Regions from separate parts of the Mus musculus genome. Here regions 2, 3, 4, 5, 6 and 7 are each linked to region 1. A link is a loop called in an ENCODE intact Hi-C map of the cell type or tissue named here. Cell type or tissue: left cerebral cortex. All regions are shown on one strand. Region 1 holds the start of Dnajc1 (DnaJ heat shock protein family (Hsp40) member C1). Region 2 overlaps Armc3 (armadillo repeat containing 3). Region 3 holds the start of Gm17762 (predicted gene, 17762). Region 4 has its middle 21 kb from the start of n-TNgtt9. Region 5 has its middle 3.7 kb from the start of Gm46725. Region 6 holds the start of 4930447M23Rik (RIKEN cDNA 4930447M23 gene). Region 7 holds the start of Pip4k2a (phosphatidylinositol-5-phosphate 4-kinase, type II, alpha).

What was found. A loop is a pair of places that touch in the nucleus more often than their neighbours do. Peaks named below come from ENCODE experiments on the same cell type or tissue, not always from the same donor. Only the 100,000 strongest peaks of a DNase experiment are listed, where the experiment ranks them.
Region 2: it touches region 1 in a loop (5-fold over the local background); 12 of 42 quality-filtered maps call a loop at or near these places.
Region 3: it touches region 1 in a loop (2.9-fold over the local background); 8 of 42 quality-filtered maps call a loop at or near these places.
Region 4: it touches region 1 in a loop (2.0-fold over the local background); 3 of 42 quality-filtered maps call a loop at or near these places.
Region 5: a loop joins it to region 1, with 2.5 times the contacts of the local background. A loop is called at or near these places in 9 of 42 quality-filtered maps.
Region 6: it touches region 1 in a loop (7-fold over the local background); 10 of 42 quality-filtered maps call a loop at or near these places.
Region 7: it touches region 1 in a loop (2.7-fold over the local background); 3 of 42 quality-filtered maps call a loop at or near these places.

The regions. Positions count from the first base shown.
Region 1 is chr2:18,391,266-18,395,265 of GRCm38, forward strand. Dnajc1 (DnaJ heat shock protein family (Hsp40) member C1) reads right to left here and starts at 1,565. Exons shown (of 12, transcript NM_007869.3): 1 at 1,026-1,565. The coding sequence starts at 1,235. In left cerebral cortex, CTCF peaks have their summits at 1,505 and 2,055 (motif pointing left); DNase peaks (open chromatin) are centred at 820, 1,313, 1,529 and 1,994; H3K4me3 peaks cover 1,989 bases; H3K27ac peaks cover 1,526 bases.
Region 2 is chr2:19,274,007-19,278,006 of GRCm38, forward strand. The region is part of intron 10 of Armc3 (armadillo repeat containing 3); the gene reads left to right. Among named protein-coding and RNA genes, the nearest start is that of 4930447M23Rik, 68 kb to the right of the region's middle. In left cerebral cortex, CTCF peaks have their summits at 794 (motif pointing left) and 2,464 (motif pointing left); a DNase peak (open chromatin) is centred at 2,391; H3K4me3 peaks cover 697 bases; H3K27ac peaks cover 418 bases.
Region 3 is chr2:18,025,085-18,029,084 of GRCm38, forward strand. The region is part of intron 1 of Gm33085 (a long non-coding RNA gene); the gene reads right to left. It overlaps A930004D18Rik (RIKEN cDNA A930004D18 gene), which reads right to left. Exons shown (of 2, transcript NR_028376.1): 2 at 103-3,154. Gm17762 (predicted gene, 17762) reads left to right here and starts at 2,165. Exons shown (of 1, transcript NR_028378.1): 1 at 2,165-4,000. In left cerebral cortex, CTCF peaks have their summits at 1,262, 2,469 (motif pointing right), 2,673 and 3,919; DNase peaks (open chromatin) are centred at 1,127, 1,600, 2,479, 2,935 and 1 more place; H3K4me3 peaks cover 3,316 bases; H3K27ac peaks cover 1,518 bases.
Region 4 is chr2:18,605,761-18,609,760 of GRCm38, forward strand. No RefSeq gene overlaps it. Among named protein-coding and RNA genes, the nearest start is that of n-TNgtt9, 21 kb to the left of the region's middle. In left cerebral cortex, no CTCF peak of the experiment used is centred here; DNase peaks (open chromatin) are centred at 1,653, 1,911, 2,701, 2,971 and 2 more places; H3K4me3 peaks cover 2,267 bases; H3K27ac peaks cover 1,428 bases.
Region 5 is chr2:18,692,422-18,696,421 of GRCm38, forward strand. It overlaps a transcript of Spag6 not described here. Among named protein-coding and RNA genes, the nearest start is that of Gm46725, 3.7 kb to the left of the region's middle. In left cerebral cortex, a CTCF peak has its summit at 1,712; DNase peaks (open chromatin) are centred at 1,753 and 2,873; H3K4me3 peaks cover 1,754 bases; H3K27ac peaks cover 1,272 bases.
Region 6 is chr2:19,343,036-19,347,035 of GRCm38, forward strand. It overlaps 4930447M23Rik (RIKEN cDNA 4930447M23 gene), which reads left to right and starts at 1,282. Exons shown (of 4, transcript NR_126563.1): 1 at 1,282-2,084. In left cerebral cortex, a CTCF peak has its summit at 1,796 (motif pointing left); DNase peaks (open chromatin) are centred at 1,430 and 1,749; H3K4me3 peaks cover 734 bases; H3K27ac peaks cover 1,113 bases.
Region 7 is chr2:18,996,173-19,000,172 of GRCm38, forward strand. Pip4k2a (phosphatidylinositol-5-phosphate 4-kinase, type II, alpha) reads right to left here and starts at 1,949. Exons shown (of 10, transcript NM_008845.4): 1 at 1,680-1,949. The coding sequence starts at 1,823. It overlaps 4930426L09Rik (RIKEN cDNA 4930426L09 gene), which reads left to right and starts at 2,147. Exons shown (of 1, transcript NR_024323.1): 1 at 2,147-3,632. In left cerebral cortex, a CTCF peak has its summit at 2,255; DNase peaks (open chromatin) are centred at 713, 913, 1,443, 1,457 and 1 more place; H3K4me3 peaks cover 2,866 bases; H3K27ac peaks cover 2,248 bases.

The DNA of each region.
Region 1 (4,000 bases):
AATATTTTTAACTCTTAAGAAATGAGAACTGTTAAGTTTAATACCATGGTAATTTTATACTCAATGATTTTATATGCAATCATGGAATTAAAATGCAATTATTAAAAATTAAATTTCTGTTTAACAGTTCAATTCATTTCCTTTGAAAGTTTCCTATTTCATAACTTATAGGAAGAGGTACATTTCTTAGCTAATTCTGTTAAGTGTGCCTTTTTGCTGCTGCTGTTGTTTTTGCTTCACAACTTACATCTTGTGTGAAGGACTCAATCATAGCTTGTGGAAGTCTCTCTCATTCCATGATCATGAAGTTATTATTAGTTATTAACATGTCTTCTTTTTTCTGTTCATTGTTTGAGGTAGTCTGAATAAATACCCTCACTCAATCACTTTCAAGTAGAAATAAAAGGGAACAAGAGATTTTACAAGTTAAAGACCCAAGTTAAAACCTGAAATGAAATCAATGGAGAGGCAAGGACGTATACACAAGACTATCCTGACCTCCTCTTTCAACAGCACTCCAAACACCTCAAACCCTGAAAGTGTCACAACTTCTCTAATGAGTTCTAGGACCAAGCGGGAGGAGGCTTCAAATTTTTCCAGATTTCTAACTGCTACACAAACACTAATAGCAGGCTTTAACGATTACAAAATACAGTGCAAGAAAACTGCTAACAGACGCTGGGCAAAATGTATTTCAGTCTTCCCAGAAAGGACGAGGGAGAGGGAGGCAGTTGGAGTAAACATATGTTTAAGTGGGAAGATGACAATTTGGGGTGATACATGGTTACTGTGTCACACTTGAGTGTTAAAAATCGGTCTGCCTACATCTCTCTTCCTTCTTCCTTCAGCACAGCTCGCGGGGTGGGGGAAGGATGGTCTCCAGAAAGCCAAAGAAAAGGTAGTTGCACCGTCCAGCCTAACACTCAGATCAGAAGTTCCGAAGTTGGGCCGACAGTGAGGAACTGGGAAGAGATGGCGGTCAAGTGGACCGGGCTGGGTGAGGAGGTCCGGCCCGCCGCGCTTACCTGCTGCACCCCGAGGAACTCGTAGAAGTTCAACTGCACCTCTTCCACCAAGTCGAACAACTCCAGGTCTCCGCTCTCCCAGGCGCGCACTGGCCGCACGGCTGCCAGCAGGAACAGCAGCAGCAGCCACAGCGGCCGCACCGAGGATGACTCCAACCCGGAGCGCCGGCGCTGGGGAAGTCGCGCGGATCCGAAGCCGGGAACCCACATCGCGCTGGGCTCAAAGAGGTCGGTCGGCAGGCAGCCACGCCGTGCGCCGGCAGAGAGCGGAGACGTGGCGGGTGGCGCGGGCGGTGCGGACGGCGCCTGTCAGTCAGGAGCGCGGGCAGCCGCCCGGAAGCGACCAACCAGGCTGCCGGCTCGAGGGAAGCACTAACTGCCGCGGAGCCGGCGGCTGGGGAGCGGAGACCGGCCGCAGCCCGCTCTCCCTCTCTAGACCCTCGCCCCGGCCTAGGAACAGCTGGAGAGCCAGCGCTGGCACCCAAGCGGCCGTGTGGGAGAGGTTTCCCCAGGCCTCAGCCTATCCCAGGCCTCGCTTCCGGTGACATCACGTCTCCTAGCAACTGTGGGGCGGGGGCGGGGCCGGAAGTAGGAACGCCAGGCGCTCTGGATTCTGGCCTCAGAGAACAGCTTTCCGTGGCTGGCTTGTAGAGCAGCTGCACGTGTGTCAGCGCTGGCTAAAAGAGGTGAATAATCAACAATCGCGGACCTCCTGGGCCAAGAACGCCTATCTGTAGGTTTTCTTCCCCATGCCTTCTACCTTGCCTTCCTAAGTATTGATATTAAAAGCATATTGGAGGGTCGATGTATTTTATTGCTTAGGGGCTTCTGTTCATGTGCATTTTGTTATTTGATCAGTAAAGGTAGGATGAATTGAACAATGCCTAAAACACACAGATCCACCCCATTGTGGTTTTGGAAGGTGGGGGCACAAAAAGGAATTTAACCAAGAAAAAAATTATACTTCTAAATATGAATTAAGATTTGCGGATATAGTCCATGCAAATAAGCAGCCTCTAATTTCCAGGAGATCTGAAGCCCCCTTCTGGCCTTTGTAGGATCCTGCACACACCTAATACACATAAATTCAAGAAAGCAAACACACATACATATAAATAAAATTTAAAATATTCTTTTAAGTCTGAAGTTTATTTCCTTAAAGTAAAACTAATCTTGGACCTAGTATTGACTTTTGATTAAGACCACTTCTTCCTCTTGCAGAGGACCTGAGTTCTGTTCCCGGTACCCATATTGGAGTGGTTCACAACTGCCTGTAATTCTAGCTGCAGTGATCCAGTACTCACCTCAAGCTTCCACAGGCACCTGTGCATGTGCACATACACATAGGCAGGCACATACATGTACATACAAGACCCATCATCTTTACCAAGTCCCTACATTAAAGCAAATGTTTGTTTATTCAATGAGTGAAACTGTCAGAAAATATGGCAACAACAAATTTTGTTTACCCAATGTCCATCCTTTCCATATTTGATCATATTATTGAATACTGTGTTATTTGAAAGTGGTGTGATCTTGCCACAACTGCAAACGTGTTAGTATGAGCTCTTAGCAGACAGTCCTGTATTTCTGTCTTGAACTCTGTGTTGTCCAAGAACTCTAAGGACTTACTCCATTTTCAGGGGACTTATCACTTTCTAAGGCCAGGCTGATACAGAAGTCGAGTTGCCTCTACTTTATTCTCTGAGACAATTTTCTTACTACAATTCAAATTTGTCATTTCCACATTAACTGTTGTGCTGCAGGAGGTAACACAATTGAATAAATCCTTTGTCAATGTCTGGGCTAAGGGCAGTTATCAGCTGTTTTCTTCCCTGGTGGCATTTACTGATCCTAGGTATGGAGTGATTCGCTTTGGTCTGCTCAGAGGGACTTTACACAGATAAAAAGAAAGCAACGAAATCTTTACTTTGAATTGTATGATGGACTAAGGTACAAAGAAGCCCCAAACATACAGTCAGCCGTCCCACAAGACGCCCGCTGAATATCGCTTGAGGTTGAGGAACTGTGCTCACTGGTCATAAGATTTGTGATAGCTATGCCCAGTTGTCAACTCCACTATAACTGGAGTAAACTACAATCCAGAAATGGAGGGCACAGCAGACACAAGCTTTTGATCTAGCGCTTCAGGCTGGAAGACACACATTTTTAATACAGATCTCGAGGCACCCTTTAATCTGCGCCATACTTTCTGCTGGAGGATTACATAAGAACAAAGGAAAAAGGAAAGGTTCACTCCTCTTTGCCTGCTTGCATTCACTTTGCCAGCACATCTGTTGGAATCTACTTCTTCAGGATTCCAGCTTATACAGAAGACCAGCTGAACTACTTAACATTGTGGGACTGAGCAACTACTGCAGATTATAAGTCACTCCAGTGTATTCTCTTTAGATAGATAGATAGATAGATAGATAGATAGATAGATAGATTCTCTTTAGATAGATAGATAGATAGATAGACAGACAGACAGATAGACAGATAGATAGACTTAGAGAGAGAGAGAATTTAGTCTATACGTTTTGTGATTCTAGAGAGCTCTGACTAATACACGGCTGTAAGTCTATATAAGGCTACCTAAAGGGAACGCCTACTTTAAATACATGGGCGTTATTCTTCACACTCAAGACCATGGCAGTTACTTCTGAAGTTACACAAAGAAGATCTCTAGGGCCAAGAGGATGAATGCTTTTCTGGTTCTTGCTCAAAATTTCAGACGAATCATGAAGAGAAAAAAAGAAAAACAGAAGTTGATTGAATCTTAATAACTCTGCATCCCAGTCACAATCCTACTCTTCTGTGATTATGTAGAAGATATCAGAAACTTACCCAACTTGTCTAATTTCTGTTTTAGTGGAAAATAAGCTATGGAATATAGTCTATGGAAATTTTGTGTAAAACTCTGGGATATGTGGTTGTTTTTAAGTGTAAGACATAACAAGAATAGGAAGTTTTGG
Region 2 (4,000 bases), 880 kb after region 1:
AAACAACTTATATTCATGTAGGCAAAGTGTCCATTTTATTGTTTGATAAAATAACCACTATATCCAGAGGTCAATAGAGGAAGAGATAAATGCCTTTGCTAAAATATCAATGAATTTTATCAAACTGAAACAAACAGAAAAATCATACAAATGTGCCTACCAGTGGCTGTATCTTCAAACAGGAAGTGACTAATAATGTCTGTGTCCACATAATTTGGAGCACAGAAGTCAACAGTGGCTTCCCTCTAGAAACCTTCCATCCTTACTTTTGGTCTTTTGTTTCTTGCAGAATAAAGGTTGAAGAATAAGGAACAACTAACAGGAATCAAAGTACTTATCTGAATGAGAGACAAGAACTGCTAGGGTCTCTTGTTAGAAATGAAAGGAAAAAGAAATTATTTTAAGTGGGTAAATAAAGTAGGAGGCAGTGAAGACAAGCCTGTCTGAAAGATGAAAATGAGATGAAGCAGTAAAATAGGCAGTCATGAATAGGTAGCCCCCTCGGCTAATTTCGGGCAGCGCTCCTTCCTTACTATGCTGGTAATATACTGGACAGTTCTCTGTGTATAATGCTTTTTGGAAAGGAGAAGCCATTTAATTTGTGAATGTAGGAAATATCTCCAGTTGAATTTCATGTTTTATTTACTGTGTACTTTTCTGCCCAATTAATCATTCCAAATTCTTAAATAATTTATACAAGTATGGAGCAAATGATTTGCGGTTGACATCCTTCTGAGTAGTCGATCCTACATGCAATGAGAGTATTTTAAACAGTTTATAACATCACTGCCATCTGTTGGATCTGACCAGAATTAGATTCAAAGTTGCCCCCAAAATGGAAAGAATTCAGTAATCCTTTGCACTAATAACTAAATTTACTCACTGAAAAACCAGACAAGATTTGAAGATGAATATAGATGCAGACCAGGCTTTTTTAAAAGGATCTCTTTTAAAGATACAATTTTAGTAAATACCAATGAATAAATATTGAAAACAACAACTATAATCATTTTATACTTACAAAAAAGTGGAAACTTGTAACTAAGGTTAAACTCTTCACAAACAACTGTGTTCAACTATATGGACCCTGATTCTTCATAGCCATCTTACCTTAGCTCCATGAAGATAGCTTTAAAGACCCTAGAGTTTTAAAGACCCCCTTCTCCCCATTTTCCTGTGGAATTTGCAGTTCTTTTGTATAGCTTCTCAACTCCCACAAAAGTAGCAACCCAAGAAAGTTCTGAATTGTAGCATATATAACTGGCCACTTAAAAATACATCGATTAATTGTTGGGCTACCTTAAGCCTTCGAAATAGCAGAGACAAGTCTCCAGGGACTTCTCTACTTTTGTGTGACCTGCGGCCAGGAGCACAAACACTGATGATGATTAAGGGGCTCTGTGCAGAGACAGAGAGCCTTACACGGATGTGCCTGAGTGCTTTGTTAACTTTTGACTCTCTTTGACTCTATATCTCTGTCAATATGAATGACTGACTGATCATTTAGTAGTATTGGTATTAAAATTTCTCTAGAAACAAAGAAAATTTCTCCCCTTTAAATAAAGCTGAAGGAAGACAGATACTATCACTTTAACGTCTACAAAATTTATTTGTTGATTATCATGTCTAAGAAAACCATATATAATATGTGGGGGAAAATTTAAATACATCCTCAGGATAGATTTTTATATACTATTGAAAGAGTATATAGCATGCCTTGAGAAAAACCAGGACTCAGGTCCTGTCACATAGCCAGGAATGGTCTGAGCTGAAGTGGGTATTATCTATGCCAGTGCAGAAAGTGTGTGTGTGTGTGTGTGTGTGTGTGTGTGTGTGTGTGTGTGTGTGTGTTCATGCTTTAAAAAAATCACCACCCGAATAAATAAAGCTGGGCGTGGGGCTGGTAACATAATATGCTGTGTTTATTTATTTTACCACTTCGTTGTATACCTTTTAACTTGTAGATGTGGGGCTGATGATCTGTAGAGTCGCCATATTTTCTTGTAGAATGCTGGCTGTAACAGAGTGAGTGATGACCACTTATTTTGAAGACAGGAACACAACAACACACATCTGTTAAAAGTGGCCAAACGCCAATTCTTCCCTTCTCCCCGTCATATCTTGCAGGAAGGGACGCCACACACCCTCCGAGATGGCTGCGGTTGTTTACTACAGTCCTTTAAGGAAAAATTACCACTCTGTCTAGACCCAGGGCTCCCTAGCACTCAGATTCACTTAGGATAAGTAATCTCGGGTCTCAAAACCCTTAAAGAAACATTGCACTGAGAAACGACCCACGAAAGACGCAAACTCAGCACATAGGCTTGATGTATGGGTCGGACCTAAAGCCTAAGCCACGCAGTTATTGTCTTTGTCGCGTCGGGTTTTTCTTAAGAAAATGGTTTTCTGAGCGATTTCCCTTCACCCACAGCGGCAAGAACCGCGTCTTCATACTGCCCCCTAGTGGCGCCTCAGGAGAGAGTTGGGGGAGGGGCAAAAATGGACCGAGCGCTCTGTGTTTTAATGAAACACACACTAATTTAATTTGAAACACTCTGGTGAGCCTAAAATAATATTTTTGGAACATTATTAAAAGATTGTGATCTGGAAAGCATTTTACTGTGATAGTATTCTACTGCTAAATACACGGTTAGCAGATGTTTGTGTCTGTCTTTGTCCCTTTTTGAGGTGCAGTCGTTTCAAAATGTTTTGACACCTCTTATTTTTTTTTCCTCCACCAGTGACTGAATATTTGCTTCGCTGTGTTATCACAGGGACAAACGCAGCACGTTTGAGCAATAGATGCATCCCATGGCAATAGAAAAGATTATTTAATTTTTGTTTAAATTCATTGTAAAATTTTAGAAGCTTGGAAGTCTCCCAATAAAAGTGAGAGGCAACATAACATTGCTGCCTTAGGAAGGCTGCTTTTGTTTAAAGGATCGTCATTTTAAAAAAACAAAAACAAAAAACTAAGGATAATAATTTCAAAGCGCTTGGGACTTTAAAAGTCCTTTGAGAGCCTTGGAGATTGGACAGTGGGTAATGGCCCTTGTCACTAAGCCTGAGTTCGAGTCTCAAGTCCTACCCACACAGTGGAAAGATCTGACTGTCAGAGGTTGCCCTCTGAGCTGCACACAGAAGCCGTGGTGCGCACACACATTTGCAATGGACAAAGTGATAAAAGTGCTTTGTATTACAATGACAAAAGAAAAGAGTCCTCATTGTATCCTTATGAGGATACCTCATTCCTTCCATCCAAATTTACTGAGTGGCCGTTTGTTATATCCACCCATAGTGCCTCTCTTCCTGTTTGCGTAGAAGAATCGTGTCCTGTCTTTGCTTTTATTGGGCTGGGGGTGGGGTGGGGTGAGGTGGGGTGGAGTGGGAGTCATACTGAAGTTAAAAAGCACTCAGAATGAAAACCTGAGTTTTCAATAAAACCACCTGATTCCCCATCCCTACTCTGTGTCAGCTGATGCTTGCCAGACCTCGACAAACACTTTGAATTTGATTAACTACCAGTTTTCTGAGGCTCGGTGAATCTCATAAAATGTTCAATTAGAAAATTATCTGTGCTGCCTTTATTACCTACAGAGCGGGGCTGATATTTGCATAACATTTTAAAGTTGCTAGTACTGTCTGCTTCCCGGCATTACTGATTTTCACAGGAAATTATCAAACCGATTGGATATCCTCACATTATTTCTCTTTTAATTTGAAGCCTGTTTAAACCTATACATTACTTTGTATCCACCCTTGACTTTTCATATTATTATTAATCATCCCCTACATCTTTTTCCTTCACTTGGGAATAGGCCCTTATTGCTCATTATTTGTAGCTACACGGAAAGGCTCAGATCCGATCTCTGAAGAAGCTGCCTCCACTCTGACCCTGCAAGTTTATATCAGCTGTTTGGCTGGAAGGTGGTCTGAAAAGGATGATTTCCCACACACATACGAATGGCGGAATACGGTCATATTTCCCCGTGGTAGATTC
Region 3 (4,000 bases), 370 kb before region 1:
ATCTTTCGATATCTTTTTGATTCAAAAACATGACTTTGAACAGTTCAGTAATGTTGTTTCCCTTTTAGTTGCAAAGATATAAATTCAGAGCAAAGTAGGCTATTTTATTTGTTAACAGGTGATCTTTAATAAAGTGCATACAAGCAAAAACAAGGTAGGTCTCCAACTTGAGTGAAAACAAACACAGGCCTAGAAGACAAATCAGTACTGGTCTGTGCCGGCTCGCTCACGTGTGAGAAAGCAAACACGTGGGAGAGAAGGTGGGGTCACAAACGCTGAAGTTATCTCATTTAATTTTTTTTTTTATTTCTTGTCCCAGAAATAGACCCCAGGGCTATAAAGTTCTATACACATTGTCTGTTGATGAAGTTTTGACCCCAATTTTGCTCTACATCAAAATTAGTTGAGCTTCTCACAGAGACTGAGAAAGACTTCATTCAATCCAGCAACCTTTCAAAATGAATTAATGAGCAGTACCTCTCAATTGTACAAACATTTTACAAGACTTTCTGCTCCTCCAACACCTTGGAGTTTTAAAGTGTTCTATGTTTCAAAAACCAAAAAGAAGTAAAAAAGCTGCCTCCATCCGTCCTGCCTCCTACCCCCACCCCCAACACTATTTCAACGAGTAAGTTATCTTAGTTTTACTTTTTAAATAAAGGCTTTCTTTTGTCTGCCTTCCCTTTCTATCGCCACTAGCACATATTTGGGTGGTGGGAGAGAGTTCTTAAATAGGACCCTTACGCGAGGAACATAGGAATAAGGGAACCACTATTCTGGAACTTGCCCACTTGACCCTCAGCGTTCCCCATCCGACCCCTTCCTGCTCTCTTCCTTCCTCTGGCTGTTCTTCCAGGAGCCTGAGCACCTCAGGTCCGCACGCAGTAAACTGAGTTTTGTTAGAGGCTTCGGTAGGTTTCCCCATGGAAAGCTTTGAGTGTTTCTTCTGGTTCGCTTGTGTGTAGAAGCTCGGTCGGGGCAACCCAATCCCCTATCCTTTCGGTAGATCCACCGACCGAGCAGGCGCTCTCTCAAGGAATGCCGACACTCAAATGATGCACGCTGGCGTTCATTCACAGCGAAAAAACAGTGGATGGGGCTTGCCTGAAGCACGTGGCCTCCGGTGATTCGTAGTAGAGAGGAGGCACGCGGGTGAGAAGCCAGGGAAGAAGTTGGCAGGCAGGGATACAGCATGTGCCTGAATCCCCGCCGGGCTCCCTGCTTGCCCAAGTCTCCCCCTGCAATCCAAAGCGCAGATCAATTTCCCTCTTTACCAGTAGGACAGCTTTTTCGTTGAAAAGTGGGGGGAGGAGGGGCACGACAAGGAAAAAAGAAAAGGAAGTGTGCTCGCATGTTAACTTGGTTTTCCCCCCTCCATGTGCTTCCAAATTAAAAAGTGGCCTCTTAGGCGACAAGCCTGCGGTTTTCACAGTGTAAAACGGATTAGTGGGCAAGCTCCTGCCCTTCTCGACTTTCGCTTGCGGTTTGCAACCCCCATGGCGGGTCTGACCCGGAGGCACCTGCCCAAGCGAGCTTTGCCCGCAGCTGCCTAGCGTGTGGACTCCGCTTCTCAGGCGCTAACACCTACCCCAGGGACCATCGGCCATCCACCCGCGGGGCGGTTCCCAGGCCCAGTGCCCAGGGGGAGGGGAGTTCCCACGGTGTGAATTATCCGCACACTCAATGCCAGCAGCCGGCCTTCAAGCCCTGTGCGTTCCAGTCCCGGCTCTCCTCCGCCGCTCCCGGGTCATGGGTGTGCCATAGTCCAGGGACAGTCTGCAGCCCCATGCTCCCAGGCGCCAACCGAGAGGGAATAGACTGAGACCTCGCGGAACTCTACTTGCTCATTCATAGGGTTTCCTCCAAGAAGCTGAAGTTCGTGGAGGACACTTTCAAGAGTTTTCATGTTTATCAGTCGGTTCAAGAAAGAAAGAAGAAAAAAGAAGTATAGGATAACACCGAGCAGAGGTCGCTGAAGATGCGAGACGTAGATCCCACACAGGCTGGACGCGTGGTCCAGTCCTATAGTACGTGCACCTGTCCACGAATTTGCTGGGAGTGAGAAGATTCCGAGATTGGCCAATCTCATCCCATGCTCACAGTCACTTACGTATAATAAAGAAAAGTAAAAGTTTGCTTTCCAGTTATAGAAAGGCCTTGAAGCAAGATTTAGGCATCCTCTTACACTGCTGGGAAATATCAGTGTGACTTGTCGATCCATAGTGGGACATCCAAAGAAGAGGTTCTGCAGATGGTGAGGCCAAGGGTCCAGAAAATAACATCAGTGAGGGACAGACTCCGGGATTCTGGTCCGTCAGGCCCGTTTCGCTTGGGGGACCCTTGCGCACGAGGGTGAGGCGAGAACTACCAACCTCCACCCACATTCACTAGCGTGATAGATTATCAGGCAGTTCCACCTTAAGAGTCCCGGAGCGCCCGGCTGCGGAGATCCCTGGCACCTGCAGGGGGCGCTGGTGCCTCGCGGTTCCTCCCGCGCCAGGGCACAGCAGGCTCTGCAGCTTCCAGGCCTTAGTCCCCGGAGGGGGTGGGGACCCTAGGGAAGGAAGGGCGCGGGTGCGGCCGCTAGGTAAGGAACCCGAGCCCTCCAGGATTGAAAAACAGCCTCAACGAGGCGCTAGCACCATGGAGCTTTCCGTCATTCGGGCCAGAGAGGAAGTGCAAGCAGGCGCCCTTCCCTGCCCCCACCGCCTGCCTTCCTGCGTCCCTCCACCTCCGCTCTCCGACCCCGGCCGTGCTTCCCAGACCCTTTGTTCTCCAGGTTGGGAGCAGCTGGATGGGTTCCCCGGGGAGGAGGTGTCCCCGCTGCACGTGGAGGGGAAAGGATTGTCCCCAGGCTTCCGACCCTCAGTTCTCGCCTTTAGAGTCCCCTGAGCCCCACCGCCCTCTACTTGGGCAGCTCCGTGCGGGCTTTCCCGCCTCTCTTTCCACGTCGCGGCCTCCCGGGTCTCCAGGAAGAGGAAGGGTAAAGACTGACGCCAGGGGCTAGAGAGACCACGTCTACTTCCAGGCGCTGAGAAACTCCTGGGACTCGTTTGGGCCTGAACCCACACGCCCGCCGCAGGTCGCAGAGGACATCCTCGGACCTTGGGCGCATGGTCCCGGCACAGCCTCTCTTCGTGAGGACCCCAGAGCCCTAGAAGGGAGAATGGGACATTGTATGTCGCGCCCAGGAGTCTGATTGCAAACGAACGCCCTCTCCACCCCACCCTAGGCGGCACCACCCGCGTCGCCCCTCTGCTGCGCGTGACCCCAAGGGCTTGGGCGATTGTGTCTCCCTGAGTACAGTTACAATTGTGTTCGGCTTAATTTCTTACTTGTTTGAAGGCGTCGCGGAGTAAAGCGAGGGGAGCAGGATGTGGGGTGGGGGAGGGGAGCTAGAGCGCGAAACTGCGGGGGAGGGGAGGGCAATTGCACAGTGAAGGGTCCCGTGTCCGAGGTGACCAGGCAGCACTGCTTATCCAGGCCCAGAATCTGGGCCCAGGAGCCGTAGCCCGGCGGAGCTCTCCCCAGCCTCCGCCCTGTGCACCAATCTCCGCAGACTGCAGTCCTCATTCCTCGCACTCCAGCACGTTTGCTCTCGGCCGGGTTGGGGGAGGGTTCCGTACCAGCAGGGTGTCACCAAGTAGGTGCAGCGGCTGGAGTAGCTGCTCGGCCTGTGGATGTAGGCTCCAGGCTTACGGGAGCCCCCCTCCCGCCTCTTGGCTTGACCCAGGTCCTCACTGGCTGGTCTAAAGGCGCGCTAGCTCTTCTCTCCGCAGCGGGTTCCGGGGGACACACCCCGTCCCCACCCCTGAGAGCTGGCGGCCAGCTCGGTATGCCAGGCGGCCAGACGGGCGCCCTGCCAAATTCCGCGTTCCTCTCCAGGAGACGGGGAATTGCGTCCCAGGCTCGGGAAAGCCGGTAGTTCGGGCTTGGGACTGGCTTGCAAAGCCTCCCCCCCGCACCCCCAAGGCGCCAGGGACGCCTCTGCAGGTTGGAT
Region 4 (4,000 bases), 210 kb after region 1:
ATTTTTAAAATTTAAATGTGATTCATTTTGTCATTTCCCCTATGGGTTGTGCATTTTAATGCTTTGTTTCAAACATATGTCCCAGGATTGAGTTGTAGCTCAGTGGTAGTGCATTTGCTCAGCATGCACAGGCCCCTGAGTTAGACCCCCAGTGTGACAAAAGGAAGGAAGGAAGGAAGGAAGGAAAGAAGGAAAGAAGGAAAGAAGGAAAGAAGGAAAGAAGGAAAGAAGGAAAGAAGGAAAGAAGGAAAGAAGGAAAGAATTCCCTAAGCCATGCTTATGAAGAAATTCTATGTTTATAATCAATATTCTAAAAAATTCTTATTTATATCCTTGTGTTTCTGTGTTGGTATCTGCACATGTGTGCAGAAGCCAGAGAGGGCATCAGATCCCCTGGGGTTGGGTCACAGGTGGATGGGGGTGCTGGGAAGGGTCCTTGGGAATAGCAACCAGCACTCCTAACTATCTCTCCAGCTGCATAATCAACATTTTAATAAAGTTTTCTTTTTCTCCAGTTGGTATTTAATGTATCTGAAATTTAACTTGTATGTAATGGAAGAAATAAAATTTTTAGTGAGTGTTTTTAAATGAGAATAAATGAGGAAGACTAAATATTGCTTGTAATCTGTAAATGCTGATTTAAACTACCCTTGTCTGCATACTACCTTGAATACATTTAATACTCAGAAAACATGTTCTGGCCACTTTTTTTTCAGCAATGTGGATTGCTTAGACTATGTACAAAGTTGGCCTTTTAAAGTCATATAAGTTGTGCTTAATTTTTACTGCTTTGAGCAGGAAACAATATCTTAATAGGATTAACTTTATTTAAGTACTGAATTATTCCAATTAAGTTGGAAAACAAAAATGACTTCTCCAATGATGCCCATTTTTAGAAAGCTCATCTGGGAACTCTCTGTACTCCTAGGCAAGTGCATTTACCATTTACCAGAAGAAATGCATACAAGACATTTTAATCTACTTTCAATGATTCTGGAAGTCAGGTTCTCAAATCAAAAGAATGTTTGCTGCCAGCTTTCACATCTATGATTTGAAGTTACCACTCTAAGTTTAGCAAGGCCTGGCTGTATTGCTAAGTCTCATGCCAAGACCTGTGAGCTTTCTCCCCTTTTGTAAATAGCCTGAAAAGAAGTACTTAAAACCTGATTTTAATTGAAGGCAATCAATATAAACCAAGGAAACTGTTTTGTTTTAAATGAGACACCCTGTAAGTTCTGCTCAGAACAATTCCCCTTGGTTTTTTTTTTTTTTCTTAAGAGTCTCAGAAATTTAATCTTTCAAATATTTCCAGGAATTCCAAAATCTATCACACAAAGGAGGAACACCTTCGTTTTGTTCTGGAGTGAGGGGGACAGAATAGAATGTTCTTGAAAATGTGAATCTAGAAGGTTAAAACATAGTTGGAAAGGTGAATTATTTTATTTTCAGTTTCTATATATAGACCAACTTCCCCCATTATGACTGAAAGAAATGTCTCAGACAGCAAATGATGTCATTGCCTCCGTTGACTTGAAATGCTTCTATCATCTGCTTGAAAAAAAACAAAGAATCCAACCCAGCTACCTCACAGAGAAACGCCTCCTCAATGAGACTTTTCAGGAAGACACTTGTCGCTAGTCCCGCAGCCAAGAGACTTCAAAATCACACTGCTTCTCAGAGAACTCCCCACGGACCACCATTTAGGAATAATTTTAATTCAAAATCAGCATTCTTGAGTTCAGATAAGTGGGGGGAGGGAGAAGGAGAGGGAGAGGGAGAGAGAAAAGGCGATAAGTATAAAAAGTGAATAATTTAAAAGAAACACCTAACCACCTTACTGCTTGGGAGTCCCCGTGTTTAACGGGAAAAAAAACACGAATTAATATCTCTGTCTTCTTTGCCGGTCTCTCTACAACTCATCTCTGGAAGTCTGTCCAGAAAGACGATTCTGATTCCTAGTCTATTGAAATACAGTGCAAAACTCCCAGTTGCAATAAAAGAAAAGAAAGCACGGGAGGAAGCCAACTAGCTAACCAAAACCAGAAAACAAGAAAGAGAAGGAAGGAGGGAGGGAAAGAGACAGAGAGACAGGGACGGGTCAGACAGAGACACAGACAAAGAGAGAGGAGACAGAGAGGGAGAGAGAGAGAGAGAGAGAGAGAGAGAGAGAGAGAGAGAGAGAGAGAGAGAGAGAGAGAGAGAGAGAGAGCGCTAATCTCCTTGCAGCAGGAGACAACAGCACCCCACCCCAAGAAGTCCCCCTCCGCTGCTGGGGAGCACTGGGCACACAGTGGCTTCTGAGGTCACCAGCTTGCCACCCTGGCCCTTGGCAGCCTAGGCTCGCACCTGGACGCCCTCTCTAGCCCACACTCAACAGGAGAGAGGGAGGAAGGGAGGGAGAGAGAAAGAGAGAGAGCGAGAGAGAGCAAACGACAGACAGAAAGACAGACAGACAGAAAAGAGAATGGCCCACCTGTGAGCCCAGCAGGCAAGAAACGCGCCGGCCACAGACTCAAAATGGAGAAAGAGGAACCGAGAGGGACAGGAAGGAGGGAGACACGGGAAGGGACAGTAGGATAAAAACTGTTCAGGGTCCGCGGGTTAGAGGATGCCAGATGGAGAACCCAGGAGTGGAAAGCCAGAGCACCAGGAAGAGCGAGGAGGCCGAGGCAGTGCTCCAGCCAGGCTGCTCCGGTGTCCAGGCTCCATTTCCAACAGCGCCATATTCGTGCAGCCCTTTGTCGTGGTTGATTTTTCTCCGGCGGCTGGGGACCTGTGCCAGTGGGTTTCTGCCGCTTGGGCAGAGGGCTTGGCGGCAGGACAGGATGCAGGGCTCAGTTGGGGGACCTTCGTGGCCATCTATATACCTTGAGGGGCTTCAGTGTGCAGGGCCCAGCTGGGAACCATCGTGCCTGCCTTACAGGGCTTCAGGGTACAGAGCACAGGGGGGAGCCTCAGGCCTGTCTTCCTGGTAGGGCTGTAGGGTGCAGGCTCCAGCTGGGAACCCCAGTGCCTGGTTTTGCCCTTGCAGGGCTGCAGGGGACAGGACCTAGCTGGAGGCCCTTCTTATACGTGCCTCGCAGGGCTGCAGGGTTAGCTGGGGGACCTTACTGCCCTTCAGGGCTGAGGGGTGAGGAACCCGGTTGCAAGTGGCCCTCGGGCGCTGCACCCCTCGGAGTTCATGTCCTTGACGTTGGAACGGTGAGTGGCAGACGCTAGTGCAGGAAGGAGGCGTTACTAGATTGATCAAAGAAAGAAAAAGAGGAAGGACGCCCTTAAAGAGAAGGGTGCTAGCTGAAAATAGCGGAGCACAGTGCCCCAAGATCCGAGCCTTTCTGGAAGGGATTTCGGGCCTCCCGCCCCCCTCCTCATCCCACCTGGGGGCGGGCGGTCAGCCACCTCCTCCTGCGCACAGCCACCAAGTCTCTACCCTGGTTGCTCTCCGCCTAGACCTCTTACAGGGTCGACTGTCGGGCTGACCGCCCGGACCTCCAGGTCCGCGGGTCGCTCCATCCCACCCCTACGTCCGAGGTATCAAAGCTCCCCCGGTAGATCTTGGGGTAACTGGAGGCACCCCCAGATAGAAGCCGCGTCCGCCACTCGTCCCGCCCTATGTCGCTCTGACATAGTGTCACCCTGAACCTCACGCACGTCTTTTTCACAATTCTCCCCTTTTCATGACGAGGGTTGTCCTTTCCTCCAAATCCCATCCTCGCCGGAGCTAAGGAAGGCCCTGGGTGCCTGGTGTCCCCTCCCTTTCCCAAGGACTCGGGGAGCTAGCGGGCCCCGACACTCCAAGCCGGAGTACCCTGAGGCCAGAGCCCCGCACTTGCCCGGAGCTATGTTGTGGACCAGGCCGGAGCCTCTGGCTTCGTCCCCTCCAGGTGAGAAGGACTCAGGCTGGAAGGAAGGAGGCGACCGCTCCCTCAGGACCAAAGCAAAAAACAGCTAGCCACTCGCGATCGCCGCCGGCGTGACCGATACCCACATCGCCCGGCGG
Region 5 (4,000 bases), 300 kb after region 1:
AGTGGAGCAAGTGCAATTCTATAGACTCTCGCCATTCACATTTTGACTCCTTTCCAGCCTTCCCAATTAAAAACAAAAATAACAAACAAACAAACAAAACCCTCCTATGCTCAGCAGGTTCACTTCCCAGAGGTTCAGGGTTTCATCTTAATGGGAAGATACAATGACACAACCTTTAACTGTTCAGAAATCAGACACATTAGTGTTATCAGTAATTAGTTCATGGGAGTGATTTTAGCTCTGAACATGATTCATTACAATTTGTTCCCCAGTGTAACTGAAGAACTGAAAAGTCAGTGCAAACTTTAGAAAATGTGCTTACCAGCTGTTTCTATATGTGTCATGACAGTTTTCTTAAAGGATCTTCACTGGGGGTTTCCTCAAACTCATCATTTTTTCCAGAGGAGAAAGAGGCTATCAGAGTCGGTGGGATCTGCTTAGTTTACCAAATGATCATTTCTGATCAAAGAATTCATTTATTAGCATGCCTCCACTTCAGAGAACACATTTTAGCCCATCACAATAGAGTAGCCTTTTCCTGGATATTTGGAGGGATCTTTAATCTAGGCTTAGGAAAATGTATTTTATGCAATTTAATATAGCACATATAGGCTTTCTAAACTTAATGGTGTACACTAGAGCAATCCAAGCTCACTCTGTTATCTTGGTTTGCAATGGTTCTGGGAATACCCTTTCCCAGAAAGAGAACTAATGCTGGCCACTTGGCACTCTTCCTAAGTTTCTGCCCCCATATTTGCATTTTACACATCACTTAAAAAAACAAAACAAAACAAACAAACAAAAAAACCCAATGGTTTTTACAAGTTGCTCTCCACTCTGGACATCAAATGTCCTTGGTATGACCAAGATTTCATCGGCTGCTTCTATTTGGGATGTGTCTATAAAAATACTGAGATTATTTGGAAACTTTCAAGAACTGTAGCTTTGCTTTATAAATAAAACGATAAGCAATTCCACATTGTTTCACCAGGAAAGCAAGGTTTGAAGAATAGAAAGCATTCCCTTGCAATTGTCTTCTTTATGACTACATTTTTTTCCTCATCACTGGGAAAGGTAATCATACTTTCTTCATATGAATGATCTTTTGAGTTGCTTATTTGAGAATAACACAAATGACGTTTATTATTCACTGTAAAGTTAAAAATGGGTTAATAGTGGAATAGAAAGTAATTCAGTTTAGAATATTTGCACTACTTCTGAAACAATAATTAATGACAGTGTATGTTCTTTGTAGGGATGAGATGTGCTATAGGGTCCTCGGATTCACTCTACATTTCAGCGGATTTCACTGACCATTTCTGTTAGAGGAACTAGACCTGCAGAACTGATAAACAAGAGATGCTATTTTTACTTCAAAGGTTTCAGAAACCTCGCAAACCCTTTCTGTACGTTTGCAGTGACTTTCAGGAGTCAGCTCACACAAACAATCAGTTTCTGAAATAATCAGTGTTCATTTTGGCTTGAGACTAGTCTGAGAAAGAACCGCAAAAGTAAAAAAAAAAAAAAAAAAAATTGGAACCTCGCACATGCGCATTGAGGTGCAGCTGCACCGTCACCCTTCTCCTCCTCTCCCCTCCTAAATAAGCTACTGTGTCTGGTCCCTTCCTCTGGGACCCGGTGTACGCCCCGGGTGAACTGAGCTGGCTGCGGGGGACCTCGCAGGGTTCTCACACAGTCCTGGCAAAGGGACCTGGAGCACTTCCCAACCCTGCCCGCCGCTTGGGAGCGTCCCCGGAGGAGACCCGCCCGGCAGGCCCAGCCTAGCGGCCGCGGGGCGTTTCTTGGTTGCTCCCAGGCTGCGGCCTGGCCTCTCGGTTCTGGGCCGAGTCGGCGGAGGCCTCGCCCGCGTCCTGGCCGCGCTCTTCCCAGGCGCACCGCCGGAAAGGTTGGGGGGAGGCGGCGACTCCTGCCGAGACTCCTAGCGACTTGCAAAGGAGGCCTGGCCACCTAACCCAAAGGGAAGGAGAGGCCTCTCTTCGGTCAGCCCCGCAGGCTCCAAGGCCCGAGAGCGGCCGGAGGCCAGAGCGGGGACCGGAGGCCGTGGAGGCAGGCGGGGTACGCGACCAGACGCTTCCGCACTCCGCCCGCGCGCTCCCTCCCTTCCCGGTGCCCCAGGCGCTCCCCGCCCTGCCCCCGCGCGTCCCCGTGACCTCGTGGGCTGTTCTTCCCACTCTGCCCCCATGTCCCCACCCCGCTGCCCTCTCCTGAGCCTGAGGTTCCGAGGATGCTCCTGGGAGCTAGAGAAACTTTGGGCGAGTGAAAACGCAGAGGAGGCCGGGGCCTTGCCCTCAGCCCAGCCGGGCTTGTTGATGCTGGTCACGAACCACGGGCGCGCCCCTCTCTTCGGAGACTCTAGCACACCGGTGGCACTTGATCCACCCGCACCTCGCCCCCAGCACCCACCCCCACCCCCACCCCATCAACCTTGGGTCTAGACCGCATAGCCTCCTCTGGGGGACCTGCACCTGAGCGGTGCGTGGCGTCCGTCCATAGACGCCAGGGTAGTCTGCAGCGAAGCACCTTCCAGGATTGTCTCTTGTGTTTGGTACAACAATAATAAGAGAATTTTAAGCACCGGAGTGCAAATTCCCACGATTTCTAAGAAAAGTCCAACAATAAAATTTGGGAGGCATGGCGGGGGGCGGGGGGGGGTCTTGAGATGGTGGCAGATAATTTTAAATGTAGAGCGTTCACAGTGTTTTCTTTCTAGCCATGCTGGCTTTGGAGCAAGTTTTAATAAAGAAAGCTCTCGTAAGTAGGATGCTTACATGCATATACTGCGCAGCAATAATTTGCTTTGCTCTGCATGTTACAGCATATTACGCTGGTTGACTCCTACATTTAAAACGTAGATTTATTTAGTAATCACCACAATGCTCCTTGGTTTTTCGGGGGTGGGGTGGGAGCAGTGAAGTCATCACTCTGATCATAGCTTTCCTTGGGAGGGAACCAAATGCCTTGGAGCTTAGCATTCACCCAGGCACTTGGGGGTGGGGCGGGTGGGGGAATAGGGAAAGCCATGTGTTGGTGGATCTAGCTCTGCCGGGCTAGTCACTGTCACCTTGACATTGTACTGGCCTGAAAAACACTACTAGACCCTTAAGACATACGAGGTTGACCGTAAAATACTTGAGAAGTAAAGTCAAATACGAATAAAATACAAGTACAGCATACACTGAGAAATGTCAGCCTTCCACTCTCTAGCGAAGTTCCACATCTTTGCTCTGGGAGCAAATTTGCTGGCACAACTGAATGGTGTGCTCACACCTGACTGCAAAAACCTGATACTTACACTTCAACAAGGACTGTCATAATTCAGATAGCCCTAGGTTTGCTTTCTTCATTAAGATCACATCTGAACCCACCTATTTGGCCGCTGTGGAGCACATAGTACTTCTGCCAATTGGAGTGAAGCTACTTCAGTGATTTTGCAGTCGATGTTGGCAAAAGGATCGTTGAAGTTCACAAAATGACAAATGACAGCTACCAATGGAACGCCTTTGAAAAATTGCCAACATGTTTGAATGGAAAAGATTTCATATCTATATAAAGCAGACTCCGTTCTGTTAATAAGTTTTTCCTAGTTTTAAACTGTCTGGATAGTTCGCCAATCCCTACCTTACTCAAACCCTCTCATCTTTGCTCCTCAAACACAAAATTTGGAATGATTATAGACCTGAAATCAATAGTAGGCATACACATGTTGAATTAATATAGACTGAATTACATGGAGAATAAATTATTTTTTCTCCTTCATGCTCTGGAAGACAGGCACATTCTCTCAAGAGCAAAGTGTCTGAAACACAGGGATATTGTTATGTGTTCAGCTTAAAAGGAGAATATCTGCACACTTTAAGTACCTCAACAGGCTTCTGAAATAGAGAACTTTACCTTGTAAAATTCAGTGAGGAACTAGAAAAGAAACGTGTTAAAACTACCTTTTACTCATGAGTAGCATATAGCCCCACAATAGTGGAAT
Region 6 (4,000 bases), 950 kb after region 1:
TCAGTTGGTCAAGCCAATCTATATGCACTAGGTTCAGTGAGAGACCATGTTTCAAACTACAAGGTGAAGAGTGAGGGACAAAGATACTGATGTAGGTCTCTGTACACACACACACCACCAGCCCATTCACCTGCTCACCCATCTGCTCACCCACATACATACACACACACTTATGGGACACACTTTGCTGTCACACTTTGCTGTCAAGTAGAAAACATAGCCTTCATCTCAAAGAGAAGAGATAGTTTATTTTGGAGACAAATATGAGTAACCATGGCCTGGGAACACCGATTTAGGTTACTTTAGATTCCATGTTGCAATATGACAGCAGATTCATGAAGTTTTTTTATAGTAACACAACAAAAGAAAGTCATAACTCAAGACATTTTTCATGAATTAGGTACTTACCGAAAAGTGGGACATTTCTGCTATAGGCTTCAAATGCTATAGGTTTCAAATGGTATCTGCTGAGCCTCATGGCTTCTGAATCAGTGGAAGCCAGAGACCTGATAGCACATTCTAAAATGATTTACCTAATAGTTACAGGATGTTTTCAGAACAGGCAAAAAAATTGACTATTTAGGGCACCAAAGTAGTCCAAGATAATTTGCCTCAGGGCTTAAAACACTCCAATCACAGTAGTCTGTTGTAACTAATTAATCATTTCTGTAAAAAAGGTCAATGGAGATTGTAGGTTTTTTTCTGAGAAACTTGGTTAAAACACACACACACTATACAGGGGTCCTAATGTCAAGATATTTAAGAACTCCATTCATGGATGACAAAGAGGTATTTGGAAATAGATTCTTAAATTTGGGCTCACTGGACAGACATGAATTTTAGTCAAGCTACAGGCTCTGCAGTTGCAAGATCTGGGCTCAGAAGTCAGCCTTTGCTGCTTGCGAAGTGTCTTTGGGTGAGTCACTTCACCTCTGTGACAGAGATAATTCCAGTTCCTTCCCCATGCCACTTGAATGTTAGAGGTTACATCTCTACCCCAAATACAGGAAGAGCTTGCAAAATATTACCCATTCTTGTTGGACTGACATATTTTTAAATGGAAAACAAAAACCAACCACTTACTTCCTTTTCCATTATCTCAAAGTTTTACATAATCAGTAATAAAATGTGATCGTGAAGCAGCTGGGAGTCATTACTACCAGGCCCACCTTCTCTTGCCTCATGGCCTGCTGACGTCAAAATGAGGCCTTGTTTGCCAGGAGGATGGATGTTCATGGTCAAGGCAAGTTGTGACTTTAAAGTGACAACAAAGAAAGGGTAAGTTTGCAGGCTGGCAAACAGGCTGGGAAAGCCCTTGAGAGACTCAGACAGCTCACGCCATACTTCAGACTTCATAGACCTGGGAGACATCCAGCTTTCTCCCCCAGAGAAGCCGCAGCCTGGTCCCTTCCCCTGCCACACCATCTGGTCCACAGAAACACCAGACTTCCGTGTCTCTCGGCCCTATAAAAAGCGACATTCCTTTTCCTGTCTCCTCTCCACCCGTCCCTCCCACCCACCCGGCTCTCCTCTCTCCTTGCCTTTGGTCTTCCTGTCTTATCCCTTCTCTCCTGCCAATCACTCCCTTTCTTCTCAACACTCCTCCTACATCTCCCCTCTGTGCACTTGCAGTGCTATTCTTTATCTAACCATGAAAACATCCTCGAAGGGCTTCTAGAACATTCGTATGTCTGGAGGAGTTAGAGTCCTCCAGCGCTGGGGTTGGCAATTCTGCCTCCTTAGCGTCCAGGATAGACGAAGCATTTATTCCGAGGCTTTGTGCGCCCTCTTGTGGTTTCTCCGTCATGCCAACTCCCGCAGACAATGGCTGCTTTGTCCAGAAGAGATGATGATTTAGATGACAACCTGGCTTAAACCTCAGAAACCTTCAATCTCTCCTTCTTCAAACAGTTTTTATTAGAAGGATGGCTGTGAAAAATGAAGCCCTTATGCACAAAGCCACCGCGTTTCACTGCGATGTTCACCTGGCCTATGAAGATCTCCGGACACAAAACCAGGCAACAAAATCAGGATGCAACAAGATGGAGGGGCAAAGCACAGAAGCGGAGTGGGCCCTGCCGTAGGTGAGGGTTGCCATCCTCTTACACCTGCCGCTTCATGCTTGAGCTCAGGTTAGAACACTTGTGAGATGATTTCTCTATTCTAAATCTGACAGTAATCCCTCGCGGGGGGGGGGGGCGGGGGGGGGAAGATGCACCTGGCCAGACTGCTAGGCTGGCTCAGAAGGTCCCAGAATGACTATAGGCAGTTTTTGGCTCCTATGATTGCTGGACATCTCTCCCCATCCCTTTCTCCTCCCCTTCTCCCTCCCCTCTCTCTCCCTTTCCTTTCCTCCCTCTCCTCCTCTTCCTCTTCGTCCTGCTCCCCACTCATCTCTCCCTCTTTTTCTGATCTTCTTCAACAGGATCCCACTATACAGCCCAGGCTGGCCTCAAACTCACAATCCTGCCACCCCCTTCGATTAGTGAGAATGCAAGCCTGTGCCACAGTGGCCTGTCTGTTCCAGCTGAGACCTGTTCTGTACAGTCAGCTCAGAGTGCAAACACACGCTTTAACTCATGACTTCCAAAGTCAGGTTGCCATGACCTAGAACTCTGGAAAACAGCATCATGACATCACAAAAACGAGTGCTGGCTGGGGGAAAGCAGTATGTCCTGGTATCAAGAGCTTACGCAGTCCTGCAAGGGCAGGTTATACAGATGGGAGCATTGCATGAGCTAGTGGAACACCTCCATCCATAACTGCCTGCTTGTGAGAGACCGGGGGGAGGGGGGGGGGAGATCCCACCTGGGTTTCAGGCTCAACATCAGGGTAAGGCAGGAATAGTAGTTTCACAAGTACAGGATTGAGGGTCAGAATGCCAGGTCATAAAGATATGACTACTTTGTTCTGGCAGGTTCATGTAGGCAGTAGGTATGCCTTGGTCTTCTTTGATCCATACTGATTCTTAAATTGCTCAAATCTGAGGACCTTAGGTTTCCCAGTGACAGCAGAAGGACTAAAGGGAACTTTGGCATGTCCCCAGAAAGGGCACTTTTCCATGTCTGTCCAGAAAGAAATGGAGCCAATGTGGAGAAGTCAGTGGAGACTGCTCCAGGCATGGGGTAGGGCCAGATCAAGTGATCAGGGGCTGCAGCATCCGGGGATCAAAAGTTTTCTTGGAAATTGTGTGACTTACTAACAGAAGAGAGTACGAGGCCAGAGAGAAGCCTAGCAGGCTGGGTAAAGAAAAGGTTGTCATTGAGGCAAGAGCCCTGAAAGACCAATCAAGGGTGTGACACCAACATTTAGTTTGTAATTGCACATCTGGCTTCAAGACTCCTGTCACAGTTTTATAGGGATCACTGGGAAACACGGACATGAGCATGCACTGAAAACAGAGCTGGGGGAGGGTGGGGCACAGGGTGTCCAGGGTCTGGCAGAGCACATGGAAGCAAACGGTAGGCTGGATGTCTGAGCACTGAGATGCTAATATCTGGAGCATCAAACCTGGGGTTAAGAAGCAAGGTGACCTACAATGTCTGCTTGTTTGTCTCTGATGTGCCTTACCATTATGGTGGCAATGAGTCTTGGAGAGAGCCCTGACTGGGCATCTCTCTGGGAAATTGGCCACCAACTGCCCAGTTTATTAATTATATAATTGTAATTCATCAAACAATTGCTGAGATCATTTACTAAGGCCAATGGGGTATGTTTTCCCCAGAACAGCAAGCTACCGAAAGAGAATAGAGACCCTTCCAAGTATGTACTTGTGTGGCAGAGCATTGCTTAGCGTGTGCAAGGCTGTAGCTCCCTGCCCATGTACCATACACATCCTGTATCAAAAGCACAGAGCCACATGACTAGTCCGCAGCACTGCAAGCAAACAAAGAATCTTAAAAGTTATAAAATTGTAAAATTTACCAGTTTGCTAGATATTTGCCAAACACATATTGTATAGAAGATTGTATGTGCTACTTGTATGCAGACATTATGTATT
Region 7 (4,000 bases), 600 kb after region 1:
TGGGTCCACGCCCAACCTGCATTAACCGTGCGTGCCCAGTTGCAATAATTAGGAAGTTGCTAATAGTAAGGTAAATAACAAAAAGAACTTTACAAAACCAAACATAACTAAATTAGAGACTTATGGCAATGGAAAACTGTAACTTTGCTTTCTGAAATAAAACGGGGGGGGGGGGGTGCATTGTTGTCTGCTGTTTTAACAGTTGACATTCCTAACAGCTAAAGATGTCAGTAAAATGAACCCCAGTAGACCCAGCAGTAAAGTAATAGATTTCTCAACTCTTTAAAACGTTCCAGATAAACACAATCATCTTCATATTGCTTCACCTTTCTCCAGCTCTGCTTGGGAGGAAAACTATAAATAAAAGATACTGAGCCATTTTAAACAACTCTGTTAATTTAAGAGTGCAAAAACCACGCTGGCTTTCTGTCACTTACATTATGCTGAAAGGGACACCTGGGCATCCACTGAAAACAAAAGCAGAGCAGCAGGCTCAAGCTCTCTCTCTGAAGCTGGCTGACTGCAGTAGGTAAGGTCATGGTCAAAATTCACAAGCTCATTGAAACTTTCAAGGCTCAGCCAACAGCGCCTATCACGTTTCCTGAGCCCATCTAAGAAGATTAAAGCTGCAGGAGTTTTCTCGCTGTCAGATCAGCAGGACGCTGTTTCAGCCCCCCACACCGCAGTCCGCAGAGTCTGCAGCCGCGCACCTCCTTACATCCCTAGCTGTGCGCTAGACTAACCCTCCCCAACGCGCACCCCGACAGTCTTTTAAACAACCTCCAAAATGGATGTAATTAACTCTAGACCACCTCGAACTCGCGACCGCCGGGACCCCCTCCGACTATCACCACCAAGGCCATCCTTCTGCAGAAGTCTGTGACTTCTGCCTGGCTCCCCAAGGAGGGGAGGAAGCAAGGGGGAGGGAGGAAGACTCCCCGCCAGGAGGTCTGGAAAGGGCACAGCAGCTGGGCGATGCGGGAAGGGATGAAGAGAAGACGCTCAGCACCAGGGCCATATTTACGTTGCTTTTTTTTTTCCTTTGCCCGTCTTCCCCACCCCCACCCCCCACCCCCCCAAAAAAATTCTCCTAGAGTCTGACAATACTGCCTTTAAAGGAAAAAAGAAAGCTAAGCTCTCAAGCTGCCGCCCAAAATCTTCTGATTCACTCCAGTCCTATCTCCGAGAAGCTCCGGACTCTTCCTGACAGGGACAGGTTCACCTGCCCACCCGCTCAGGGCAGGAGGGCCCATCGGTCCCAGACAAGTGGAGCGATCGCTCGGACTGGGCCCTGAGCGGTTCCCCGCCAGGACTGATAGCTGAGACAGAGTCGGTCCCCGCACAAACTTCCCACTTCGCGGACAGCGAGCACCGACCGGCGGGAGGACGAATGCGGGACAGGACAGCCGCGGAGAGGCTCAGAAGCACAGAACAGAGAATGCTTCTCATCCTGCACCCTCCCTGGGTTCCAAAGGGAGCGCAAGCGCCGCCGGAGAAACCCAGGAGATGGACGCTTGTCGTGGGGTTAGGGGTACCCCAAGAGGCGAGTGGCCAGAGGGCCCGGGACCGACCGAGCTAGCCGGCTAGAGGTCCCCGCCCTGCCACCGCTGCAGCAGGAGGAGCAGAGCCGGGAGGCTGAGCCCGAGGAGCAAGAGGAGCGCGCCGCAGAGGAGCCTTACCGAATGGTTGACCCCCCACATGAGCACGCTGAGCAGCGGGTCGCTGGCCCGGAACAGCTTCACTTTCTGAGCCACGAAGTGCTTCTTCTTCGTCTTGGTCTTGCTCGCCAGGACGGAGGACCCCAGGTTGCCAGGGGTCGCCATGGTCGCAGTCTCGGTCCCCTCCACCGCCGCGCCGCCGAGGCCGGGGACCCGCCCTCCCTACACGCCAGCCCGGGGAGGCAGCTGCATCCCCCGGGGCGGCCGCCGCTGCGCGCCTGCTCCAGCCCCGCTCCGCCCGCGCTCAGTCCTGGGCGCTCGCTCCGCCCGCTCCGCGCGCTCGGCCGCTTAGGCTGCAGCTGCGCTCGCCTCGCGCCCCCGCCGGCTCCCGCCCGTCGCGGCTCGGCGCACAGCCCTCGGCTGGTCCAGGCGGCGGGCGGCTTCCGCGTTGGGCGCTAGCGTCATGACGCAGAGGCGGGCGGGGCAGCGGCGCCGACGGGCGGGGCGGGTGCGGATGCGGATGCCGGACCGTTAAGCTGTTCTGTGCGCTCCGCCACCGGTGCTAAGACGAGCACTCTCCTGGCGGCCGCGATCCGTCTGGGGAGGCTGCTGCGGAGTGTGGAGACTCGCGTGAGCATGCCTTTCTCGCTCCTGGGGAGGAGCAAGGAAAGGATACGGAGCCAAGGGAGCTCCGAGGAGGGAGCCCCCAGATGCATGGGGCAGCCAGGAATGTCCGGGAACCTCCGCTTCCCGTGCCAAGGGCTGGCGAGTTCGTGGGACCCAGAGCGCTTCTTCGGGGCCCCGGGCTTCCCCAGCATCTAGGGAAAGGACCTTGGCTCCTCTTTGTCAACTGTCTGCCAGGGAGTCCCCGCCTTGAACTTCCTAACCTTTTGTATCCTGGTTGGGCCTTCCCATGCTATCGGATACTAGAATGTCATTCCCAACCTACTCTGGGATTCTTCACTGAAACCCCTGCTTTAGTCAAGACAGCCATGCCCCAGTCTGGACCGTTTGCTTGGAACCCATCATTTTGCAGGCCACCCCTTCCTTCTCTTATTCTGGACATGCACCTTCTGATTTGAAAATGTTTAGCCTTTCACCACTACCACCCCACACTGAAATTAGTCGTCCTTACGCTGGCATTTGTTGTTGCAAGTCTACAGTCCTTAGATCTTTCAAGAAGACAAAGAGTAACGCCTGGAACAAAAAGGGAGCAGATCCTGTGCGGACCTTCCTTTTCTTCATTTGACCTTTCAGCACGGTTGCCCCCAAAATCCCCTTGGTCATTCTAACTTGTTAATACTATCCCCCCCCCCCCCCGCCCCGCCGCCGCAATGATTCCTTGCTTCTTCTGGTACCAAGCATCACCATTGTTAATGGCTAAAGGGGGTGAAGATAATAACAAAACCAGCCTAAATTAATGCTGAGAAGTCATAAACTTGACCCACAGTTCCACTAGTTGACCAAATCATTTAACCAGAGACTGATGTTATTTGTGTGACTAGGTATAGCCTGACACAAAGGTCACTTTAGGGACTATGCTATAGATTGTTTGTTACACTCAAAACCAGCAGTAGATAAAAGTACACAATGTTGCAGACCTGTAATCCTGGCCCTCAGGAGGCAAGGCTAGAGGATCAGAAATTCAATATAATCCTCAGGTAGGTAGGTATGTTCAAGCCAAGCCAGGTATCCATGAAACCCTGTCTGGGGGCGGTGGAGGGGCTGTGGGGCTGTACAGTCTTTATCTTACTGATAACTCATAAACTGTCGCCTGACCTCAGAAAAGAGTCTATCTAAACCAATTTTCATAGCTTGCCCACAGGCATCCTTTCACAAGAATCTACAACCAAATTCAGCACCCTACACAGCCTACAAGTTGTTTCATTTCTCTTCCTGTGTTGGAAATAAGCATTCATATTGTTGTTAACCAGTTGGGAGTTCATTTATTTAATAAATTCTCATTGACCCAGACTCAAGAGCTTCACATCATCATTGATTATTGCTCTTCATCACCCCTCCACAGAAACCTGTACCAGCCCTTGTCCTTGAAAACAATTACCCTTTCCTCCTGGTTGAAATGAATCCTTCCACTTCAATGCCTCTGTATCTCTTTATTTGTTCACAATAGCTGTAATGTACTTAATTGTATATTAATAATGCAAGACAATGGGCTTGCTGAAAAACTGAATTCAATGACAGCAAAGAGCTGGGTGAGCCTACAAGAACAGGAAATGGACACCTCTGGGCATTGTTAGGCAACCCTTCAAAGAGAAACCTGGGCACAGATGCACCAGAGGTCACCATCTCTCCTGGGAGGGGCAGAAACAAGGATGGGAAAA